Linked DNA regions of Homo sapiens: region 2 is linked to region 1. The links are chromatin contacts, found by Hi-C or POLR2A ChIA-PET in ENCODE. All regions are on one chromosome and are shown on one strand. The core of a region is the stretch at or near the end of the contact, and the rest is flanking DNA. Distances in the headings are between cores, read along the strand shown.

What was found. Hi-C counts contacts between places; a loop is a spot of excess contacts on that map. ChIA-PET counts read pairs that join two places held with the same protein, here RNA polymerase II (POLR2A).
Region 2: POLR2A ChIA-PET joins it to region 1 with 14 read pairs in AG04450. The contact joins two enhancer-like sites. A Hi-C loop is called at or near these places in 1 of 168 maps with a recorded cell type or tissue (astrocyte of the cerebellum). POLR2A ChIA-PET finds 5 or more read pairs at or near these places in 2 of 52 experiments (AG04450 and Panc1).

Annotation. Positions count from the first base shown.
Region 1 is chr4:23,817,959-23,822,704 of GRCh38, forward strand. All of the region lies in intron 7 of PPARGC1A (PPARG coactivator 1 alpha), which reads right to left. Among named protein-coding and RNA genes, the nearest start is that of PPARGC1A-AS1, 51 kb to the left of the region's middle. Within about 2 kb of position 1,338, at least 4 of the 41 ENCODE cell types and tissues checked have a DNase peak (open chromatin) inside an H3K27ac peak, as active enhancers do.
Region 2 is chr4:23,855,527-23,860,547 of GRCh38, forward strand. All of the region lies in intron 2 of PPARGC1A (PPARG coactivator 1 alpha), which reads right to left. Among named protein-coding and RNA genes, the nearest start is that of PPARGC1A, 32 kb to the right of the region's middle. Within about 2 kb of position 1,290, at least 6 of the 41 ENCODE cell types and tissues checked have a DNase peak (open chromatin) inside an H3K27ac peak, as active enhancers do.

The sequences.
Region 1 (4,746 bases), core at 88-2,587:
GCCTCTGAACTAGTTGTTATTTCTCTAGCCTCACCTCCGCTACCCACAACTTTCCCCCCTGAAGTAAGAGGGAGGTCAGTGCTCAATCCCTTGATGCCACTACCTTTGCTCATCTTCCCACTAATCTCTGGACTCTCGATTTCATGCCACAAGCCCAAATCAACAGTGCTAATGCCTCCCATAACCTCTGGATTATTTCCTGCGTGTTGATTTTCTGGGGAATGTGTACATTTTGGTGTTGACAGTACAAGGTATATTCCATGCTCTCTCTTGAACTTAGCAGGTTTTGACAGATTTATGTGAGGACAGATGGCCATTACAGGCTGAAGGCTGACAAGAGGCAGTTCCGAGCATTGTTAACACACTTGCACAAACTCTCAGCAGTGCAGCTCGGTGCAGAATGTAATTCAGACTATAGCTTTTTTATTGCCGCCTATTTTCTTTTGTCAAAAGAGCCTGCTGTGCAGAGCAACAAATGGCTGCTATTACCCAGAATGTAATGGGTGTCAGACAAATCACATAACACAAACAATCAAGAGTATGTAGGTCATATTTCAACAGAGCACAACCTTAGCAATATTTATGATTACTGCATTGAAATGTGCTCCATAATAAACAAGCACCTCTACATCACTCACACTTACGCACTTCTGCACAGCAAATCTGGGAGAAGTGGTACATACTCTACAGTCATCTTTTTAAACAGCCCTTTTATTTAAAAAAAAAAGGCAAAGACAAGTTTTGTTTTGTTTTTCATTATCGCTATGAAACGATTTTCTTGGAGGAGTTTTCTTTTGGGTTTGTTTGTTTAATTGAATGACTCTGATAAATGGTGAGTCCCTGGCTCTGTTTCTTGTGATGTGCTATTCACCAATGGCATCTTTTTTTTTTTTTTTTTTTTTTTTTTTTTGGAGTTTATAACATTTTGCAGAATGTACTGCAAAATCTGCAACTTACTTTCAAGTTTGTTTAACAGTGGGATTTTGCATATGTTGCATGCCAATTCAGGTATTTAAGAAAAAAAAAATTAGGAGATGAGTTTCTAAGTTGCTTAAAAACACACCAAAATAGGAAGACTGAGCAAAGAGAGGTGTGTGACTTGTCCTACTCACATATTTCAGGCCTCATGAATTTGGAGTGGGTGTCAAGAGTGCAGAGGGAAAGCTGATATTCACTGAGTACCAACCGTTACCTCTACAGCAGTTGTTAAAATATTCAGTAGATAAAAGCTGCCCTAGTGTTCTCTCCTTCTGCACCTACTTCCCCAGGACTCACTGGAGCTCCACAAGACCCAGCAACTGAAGTGTTCACACTTGGCACAGAAGACTATCCAACAGACCCTGCTGGTCCTCTGGCTGGCCACAGTCCATTTGGGAGTGGCCTGCCTCCAGTACATTTTAAGTATTTCTCCTATCACCCCTGGTTACTGGGTAACAAACTGGCCTTGGAGAAAAGCTTCAGAACATTCCTATGACATAAGCCTAATTCCCCAACTCTTGCTCATGGAAGATGAAGATATCATTAATTGACCCTTGTGTAAATTCCCCACAGAGCTGGGATAGAGGATGGGTAAGGGGAACCTGGCATTTCAGGTGGCTATTGCCAAACCCCAAAGCTGATGTGGGAGAGAAAATTCCTTTGCTATCCTTGGCTTACAAGAAATAGGATGGTACCATTTCCAGAGAAGAAAAATTAGGAATAAAGGAATTGTCATTATAGACACTGGGTCAAAATGAATGAAATTGAAAATAGAAAATGAAGAATATGGTTGAAATATGGAAGAAATCTCTGACAGTAAGAGTCGCCAAGCATTGGAATGGGCTGTAAAAAGAATTTGTTGGGTCTTCCTTTCTTAGATTCTTGAAGCACAGGAATAGATTATGTGGCCTGTCAAAATCACCTTCCAGTTCTCTGATGCTATGCTTTTCCTTTTAAAACTACCGACAACTACCCATATTTTACTTTGGTCCACTTTCCCAAAGATATGTCACATACACAAGGAGTATGTATGCCAAAAGGCTACAGCCGTTTGTCAATATTTATGCTGTTTGTCAGTACATTTTTCCAGCAAAGTGAACTTTTAAATTGAGAGTCCACAAAGGCAATGTAAAATTCAACATAAAAGTGGTAGTTACAAATTGGTTAATGAGTATTTTGTTGTTGTTTATTTGTGAGTCTACTAAAGTACACTTTGAATGACTGCTGATTAAAGCGTAGAGAAAAAATTAAGTAAAAAATAAATAACATCAAATCACATGTCCCCTCTGATGAAAATAATGTGGAAAAACATATATCAATGGAGAAAAAAATTATGAAGGCCTACTTGTTTTAGGGTGATGACATCTGATTATATTTTTTGCTCTTCTCATTTTATCAGTTATAAAATAGTTCTACTGCTGTTACAATGTTTACAGTAATAACAAATAAAAACTATATATACATATACATAAAATTTTGGGGTCACTTTGGTCCCTACCCAAATTCCTTCGTGTCTGTGGTTTAAACCGTCACCTTGTTGAGCTGACATTGCTTTGCCATTCCCATTTCAGAAACAAAAAAGTGTAGCACTCTGAAAATCTCCATATGCAATAGATTTAAATGCCTTCTGCCAAAAGAGCATTCTCTTTTCTCTCATCTTGCTTTACTAACAGCTATTTTGAAATCAAATTAGTTTTTACACCTGTAAAAGAGAAGAGTTTTTTTATCAGCCAAAATGAGCTAGTTTAGGACAATCACAAAGAAGTCAGACCAGCTGGCAATACCTAATAAAGCAAACTTCCTATCTCATCCCTCCTGTTTCTCAAAGACACTGCAGATGGGGCAGAGGCATTATTCTGGAGGTCTTAGAATTTTGTTGACTCCTTACATTTCCACTTAAACATTTGGAAAATTTCACCAAAATTTGTGAGAGTAAAGAAAAAGAAGACACCAGAAGGCCTGAGCCAAAGCTTGGGTCACTTCTGCTGCTGCAGTCAAACTGATTAAGCCTGTAGACCAAGGATCAACAAACCACCAATATAAATGCTATTTCTACCCTTGCCACCCACCTGCTGCACCTATGGTAGACATCACTAATTGATCATGACATTCCCCATGAGCACAGACTTGGCCTTAGAATCTTTCTCAACACGATGCTCCTGGCAGACAGTACCAATCAATGACACTTGGCAAGTGCAATGAAGCCTATTTAACATAACATATGTCAATTACTATCTTTAAAATTCAGACTTCAGGAAAGAGATATAAGTTCTCTTCAGGCAGACCTGCTTTGAACCCAGGGTCCATTAGATAGCTTGTGTCAACGTATAAATCTTTCCTCAACAATGAAATGGGCAGAAAGTAAGGAAGATACTGTATGTGAAGTACCTATTTAGGGAGTGCCTGATTGCCAGAAATTGTAGTCATAGAAGTAGCTGTTGCTGAGAGAATCTCAAATCAGTGAGTGTTCTGCCTTGATTTGGTAAATTCCATACCTACACCAAAAGCAGTATTTGTTCAATTTGATGTGAAAATAGTAGGGGGTGGGGGAGGCACAGAAAAAGAATAAATAACTTCATATATGAGATTGCCAAAGAGGATACACAGCAAGGGCAATAAAAGGGAAGAGGTGAAACCAGTCAAAAGTTGGAAAGATAAGAAGTAAGGTACAACGACCACTGCAAATGAAGTTAACTCAGAATTAGTAATTAAATATCTAATATTTATTGAGTACTTATATAATAAGGGGGCACTCATATTTTATCTCATTTAATCCTCACACTGACCCAGTGAGATGTAGGTATTGTAACCATCTTCATATCATGCATAAGAATCCTAGTCTTTCAGAGGTTAAGTAAATGGACCAAGGCCACACACTAGATGGGAGGTCATTCAGAATTTAAACTTGGGTTTGCCCAACATCCAAGCCAAGGTTTTGTAAACTTCACCAAGCTATGCCATCTGCTCTTTAAAATCACGATATACTACTTTTAATTGAAGCTTTGCTGCTTATAAACTGTTTTACTTCAGATCGAACCACATAAAATTCCATTTTTGTGTGTCAAAAATGATTGCATACTGGCAATTTTATTTTTCAACCTATATTTTAGTCTTTTGAGTAGACAATTTTATCAGTAGTTATGAATATGACTTTGAAATGGAGGAAACTGAGGTGTACAAGAGATCAAGGATGTAGAAAAGAGTCTTAGCAATCAAAAGATCCAGGAGGGAAAGTGTGTGTGCCATCTTGTTGCTCCTTATTGATTTCACAGTCCTTGCCAAATTCATTGTCATCTGAGCATCCCTTTGGTTTCCTGCTTTCTTGCTTCTGCTCCATCAACATCTTCTCTCCATTCCACCCCTACGCTTCAAAATCTGTGCATTTTTTTTGTTTGTTTGTTTTCCCTGAAGGCTCTCCAAGTCAGGTTAGCCTATGGAGAGCTTAATTTCCTCCACATTCCTTTCCATGAATCACCTCTGTCATTCACTAGGATGATAGTATTGCCTAAATATTTCTGTCAGTCCTTTAACTGCCTTTATCATTTTAAAAAACTCTTTTGGCCAATCAATGTCTTTAAACTTGAACTATGCTGCAGTGTTTTCCCTTTGATAACTCTTTTTCTCCCTTTGTGATTCTTTCTAGGTACAATTAGTGTTTGTCACAATCTTCAAACACTACTAAGCGACCAATTTTGCTGAAGATTTTAAGAGGAGATGACAATTGTAGACATTATATGTTGCACTGCATTTCAAGCCCAGAATATCTCT
Region 2 (5,021 bases), core at 40-2,539, 38 kb after region 1:
CATTGTATAATGTACTCCAAAAAATAATTTCAGGTTTATTTAATTCCATATTCTGCATGCATTTAATATATGCTTAATAAGCACCGACTATATTTCAGACACTGAGTTAAGTAATGATACTGGGTTAGTGACAACCACAGCCCAGACCCTTAAATAGCTTCTCATCCCATGGGAGAGACAGGACAAATAAGAAACAGGCAGATTGAGAAATCCTGGGAGAATGTAAAGCTTCTACAGGGCCCACATCAGAGGCACCTAAGCTGTGGTAGGGTGCCAGGTGTTGGTGGTTTGGGAGAAGTGATGTAGGAGGGGAAGTCTGGATTGTTATAAGGAATTAGGCTGGCAAAGAGATGCAGGAAGGGATGTGCTACATCAGAATGAAACAATAAAATTTAAACACAGAAAAACCAAAGTGTCACCAGACTCAACATATAGTAGACACTTAATAAACAATAATTGAATAAATAAATTACTGCACTAGTGTTATGTCACTTGAAACCATCTGACATTGAACTATCCCCAGGTTCTCCCACCATGGACAAAAAGTGACATTTGGAAATGTGTTGCAATAGTTATAATACAAAACAAAGCTTGTATATCTCCTATTCCCACCCCATAGAGCTCCCACAGTATATACTTGAGCTTCCTGACTTTCCAGAATGTGCCAACACAACCATAAAGAAAATCAAACAGCAATCATTGCAAATGCCAAACGCTGAACTTTTGCAGCCAGTATTCCAAGAAAGAATTCTCTGTGCTTATATTTTTTGAGGTGTAGGCCACTTCTTGGTGTTTTCTTACCAGGGATTAGTCATTGCAAACACTGTTGACTAAATGTGGTTTGTTTTAACATACAAAATGCCTTTGTTCGTTGGCTTTCATCAGCCCCATCAGAGAGAGGCCCGGGCCATGCTCAAAGCTGCAGGACACTCGGAGAAGTCACATTGTGATTGCTTGTCTTCCCTCTAAAGGTTACATTTCATGACAGAGATTAAACGTCTTGCCCATTCTATGATTGCTTTTGAAAATTATGCACTAATGATAGCCACTCAGCAAGTAGCTTAGTCATTTCCCTTTAGCCTCTGTAGAGAGAATCCCAATTTGGTCATTTCTCCAACAAATGTTTCTTGGGTGCATATCATGTGCTAGAAACTGCTACATGCAAGATACAGTGGCCTATAAAACAGGCATGGCCCCTCCCTCATGGAATTTACCTTTGATTAAAGGTACACATTGAATACATACTGGGGAGCCAATAACAGAAGCCGGACTCTCCCTTCATCACCGAGAGGCTGGCACAGAGCCCAGGGGCAGGCTGTTGAACACCTTCTCCCTGGAATTTGAATCTTGACCAGCATGCTTGTGCAGTTTTGTTCCCAAGGACACTTTCCGTTTTACAGAGCTATCCAGGAAGTTCAAGGTATTGGAATGTCAACAAATTGCCATTTATTGACTATCAATTAAGTGCAAGCATTGAACTATGTACTTTCCTTATATTATTTCTACATATATTATTTGAAAACTTAAAAAATGGAAAGGCTAATGTTTCCTGGCAGAGACACACAAATGATTTCTCAGGAATAGCAAATACATGTAATTATAGAAGGTAATGTAACAGGTCTCTCCATATTCCCAGAGCCAGTGCACCACTGGACTCACAGAAGATGCTCATCACTGATGTTCTATAGGTGTTTCTGGGATTCCTGTGACAATATAAAAGGCAACAAGTGCATAGTGACAAATGCCAAAGAGATGCAGAAACCACAAGATGGAGGACTCGCCTTTGGCAAATAAAGCCAGGGATGAAGTTTCATAAAATCTATTTAGTATGTGCGTGTGTGTGTGTGACACACACACACACGCACGTACTAAATAGATTTTATGTACTAAATAGATAAATATACATTTATCTGCATATGCATACAGATAAATGTATATTAACTAAATCATAAGCACTAGTTTCAATTCATGGAATTTCAGAGGATAGCCACTGGGTGGTAGAATTCCCACTGTTTAGTTGGGAACAAGAACCCCATTCTTTTACTTAATGTCAAACACTTTGTGCTGACAGTATAACTCATCCAGCTTTAAGACCTCAGAACTGTCACTGGTTGTTTCTTGACTGCCCAGTAGATTTGTAAATGCACCACACTTTCCTTTCACAGAATTATCCCTCCTTGACTGGATACACACCGAGAGCCAGTAAGCAAAAGCCTCACACTATTCTCACCACTCCAGGGCTAGCACAGAATAGGGAAAACCTATTGACATTTGAATCGTGATGAGACTCCTCTTGCAGTTTAGTTCCCAGGCTCCAGGTCTTTTAGGTACTAAGCCTAGTTCAACACCCTCTCATCAATTCCATCAGCCATACATATCCTTCTGCCTTTCTGCTTGAGGAAGCTAGAGTTGATTCTTTGTTTTCTATTCCATTGTTTGCAACCAAAGAACTCTAAATTATAAAAACAACTACTATGGCTAAATTATAAAAACAACTACTATGGCTAAATACTACTATGGCTTTCCGTGGAATGAAATGGTTCTTGGAAAAGTAAAGGACTTATTAATATTACATTTGCTATCTTTATAGATTCAAGGAAAGGCAAAAGCTATTACTTCCAGGAGTTTGTAGACTTTGTCTTAATTCTGTCAAAATGCATACCCCCTCTATTCCAGGCACTATACAGGACATTTTCAATGCATTGTCTCATTTAATTTTAACAACAACCAACTAGAACATAAGCTCCAGGAGGGCAGGATTTTTTTTACTCCCTGGTTCACTACTATATTCCTAGAACATTTTCACACATGATAGGTGATCAGTAAATGTTTGCTGAATGAATAAATAACCCTGAGGCAGGCACTATTTTACAAAAGGAGAAAAAAGATAATCATGGTCCTACTGCAAGTCAGTGGTAGAGCTAAGATTTGAAAGGCAGGCATGTCTGACTACAGGGCCCAGTCTCCTAACCATCTTGCTACCATTGCCTTTAGGTTCTTGGGATACAAAGAGAAGAGAAGGTTGCTGACCTCAGGGAATTTGGGCAAGCCCCTTTAAGTCCTGGTTTCCTCATTGTGAAGTAGAGATATGTCCCTCATTTGGTTTTTGAAGACCTAAGAAAGTCCTGGAAAATGCCACATAGAGATGATATGTGAATATTGGAAGTCTGTCTAATGTTCAGAAAGGTAGAAAATTGACAGTCAAATCTCACCTTTGTCATTGCTAGCAATTACCTGGCAAACCTCTTAACTCGGAGACTCAGTTCCATACTGCAGAACATTTGCCTTTTAGCCTTTTTAGAAAGACAGGAAAAATAACTACAAGTTTTATGGACTGGCTGAGTTGAAATATAAATACAAATTAAGGTATATAAATATATACTTATATAAATATAAATTATATAGATTTAAAGTGTAAATTTATATTTATATTTTGTAGAATAAATTAAATATAAACATAAATTAAAGTATGTAAATATAAATTTATATAATACAAATAAATAAGTTTATAAATATAAATTAAAATAGTATTGTAATAACTTTTAATACTAGCCCATTCCAGTACATGATTCAAATACATTATCAACTCTGTGGGCTTTCCAGGGAATATTCCCAGGGAATGTAGTAAGAGAACACTCAAGCATCATTTCAAAAACTATTCTTTAGGTTGCCTCTGTTAATTAGTGAAGAGTTTTAATGCTTAAAATGTCAGTCCCAAGTTAGGCCAAGACAAGATTCTTAAAGATGATGCCAACCCATTCAGACACAGAGCCACTAGCGAGCCATGTCAGACATGATCTTTGGCTTGTCCAATTATCTCTAGTTGGCCTGAATGCTGAAAGTGTAAGGGGAAGGTACAGGTACATTTAGGGTCTTCCAGCAAAGGAAGGAGAGAAGATGTATTCAAAGAAGAGGGAAGGAAATTGGGAGACTGCAAAGAAGAACATTAACAAAAATTCAAAATATTTAAAATGTAACACCACGGTGGCTCACGCCTGTAATCCCAGTACTTTGGGAGGTCGAGGTGGGTGGATCACAAGGTCAGGAGATCGAGACCATCCTGGCTAACACAGTGAAACCTCGTTTCTAGTAAAAATACAAAAAATTAGCCCAGCGTGGTGGCGGGCGCCTGTAATCCCAGCTACTCGGGAGGCTGAGGCAAGACAATGGCAGGAACCTGGGAGGTGGAGCTTGCAGTGAGCCGAGATGGCACCACTGCACTCCAGCCTGGGAGAGAGTGCAAGACACCGTCTCAAAATAAAATAAAATAAAATAAAATAAAATAAAATAAAATAAAATAAAATAAAATAAAATAAAATAAAATAAAATAACACCAAAAAAGAGAAAGAATTTTCATGTAGCCTGGTCAATAAGGAATATTCAAGTAGCACAGAAAATTCAAGAAGAATGGGGACCTGAAAAAGGGCTTTTGAGTTAGACAATTAAGAAATCTTTGAGTAGAAGGTGGGGCATAGTAGCTCAACCCTACAATCTCAGTGCTTTGGGAACTCTACATGGGAGGATTGATTGAGGCCAGGAGTTCAACAGCAGCCTGGCCAACATAGTAAGACCTTGTCTTTACAAAAAATTTAAAAATTAGCCAAGTGTGGTGGCACGCACCTGTAGTCCTAGCTATATGGAAGGCTGAGATGGGAGGACTGCTTGAGCCCAGGAGTTTGAGGCTGCAGTAAGCAATGATCACATCACTGCACCCAGCCCAGGCAACAGAGCAAGAGACACCCTACCTTAAAAACAAAAAATAAACGAGTAGAATGATGGTTACCAGGGGTGGGGGGAGGGGAAGGTATGGAAAGATAAAGGTCAAAGTGTACAAATTGCAATTATGTGGGATGGATATGTCTAGAGATCTAATGTACCACATGAGGACTATGGTTAGTAATATTGTACTGGATTCTGAGAGTAGATTTTAGGTGCTCTTACTACAAAAAAAAGTAACTATGTGAGGTGATGGATGTGTTCATTTGCTTGGCTACGGTAATCATCACTATGTGTTTGTAAAT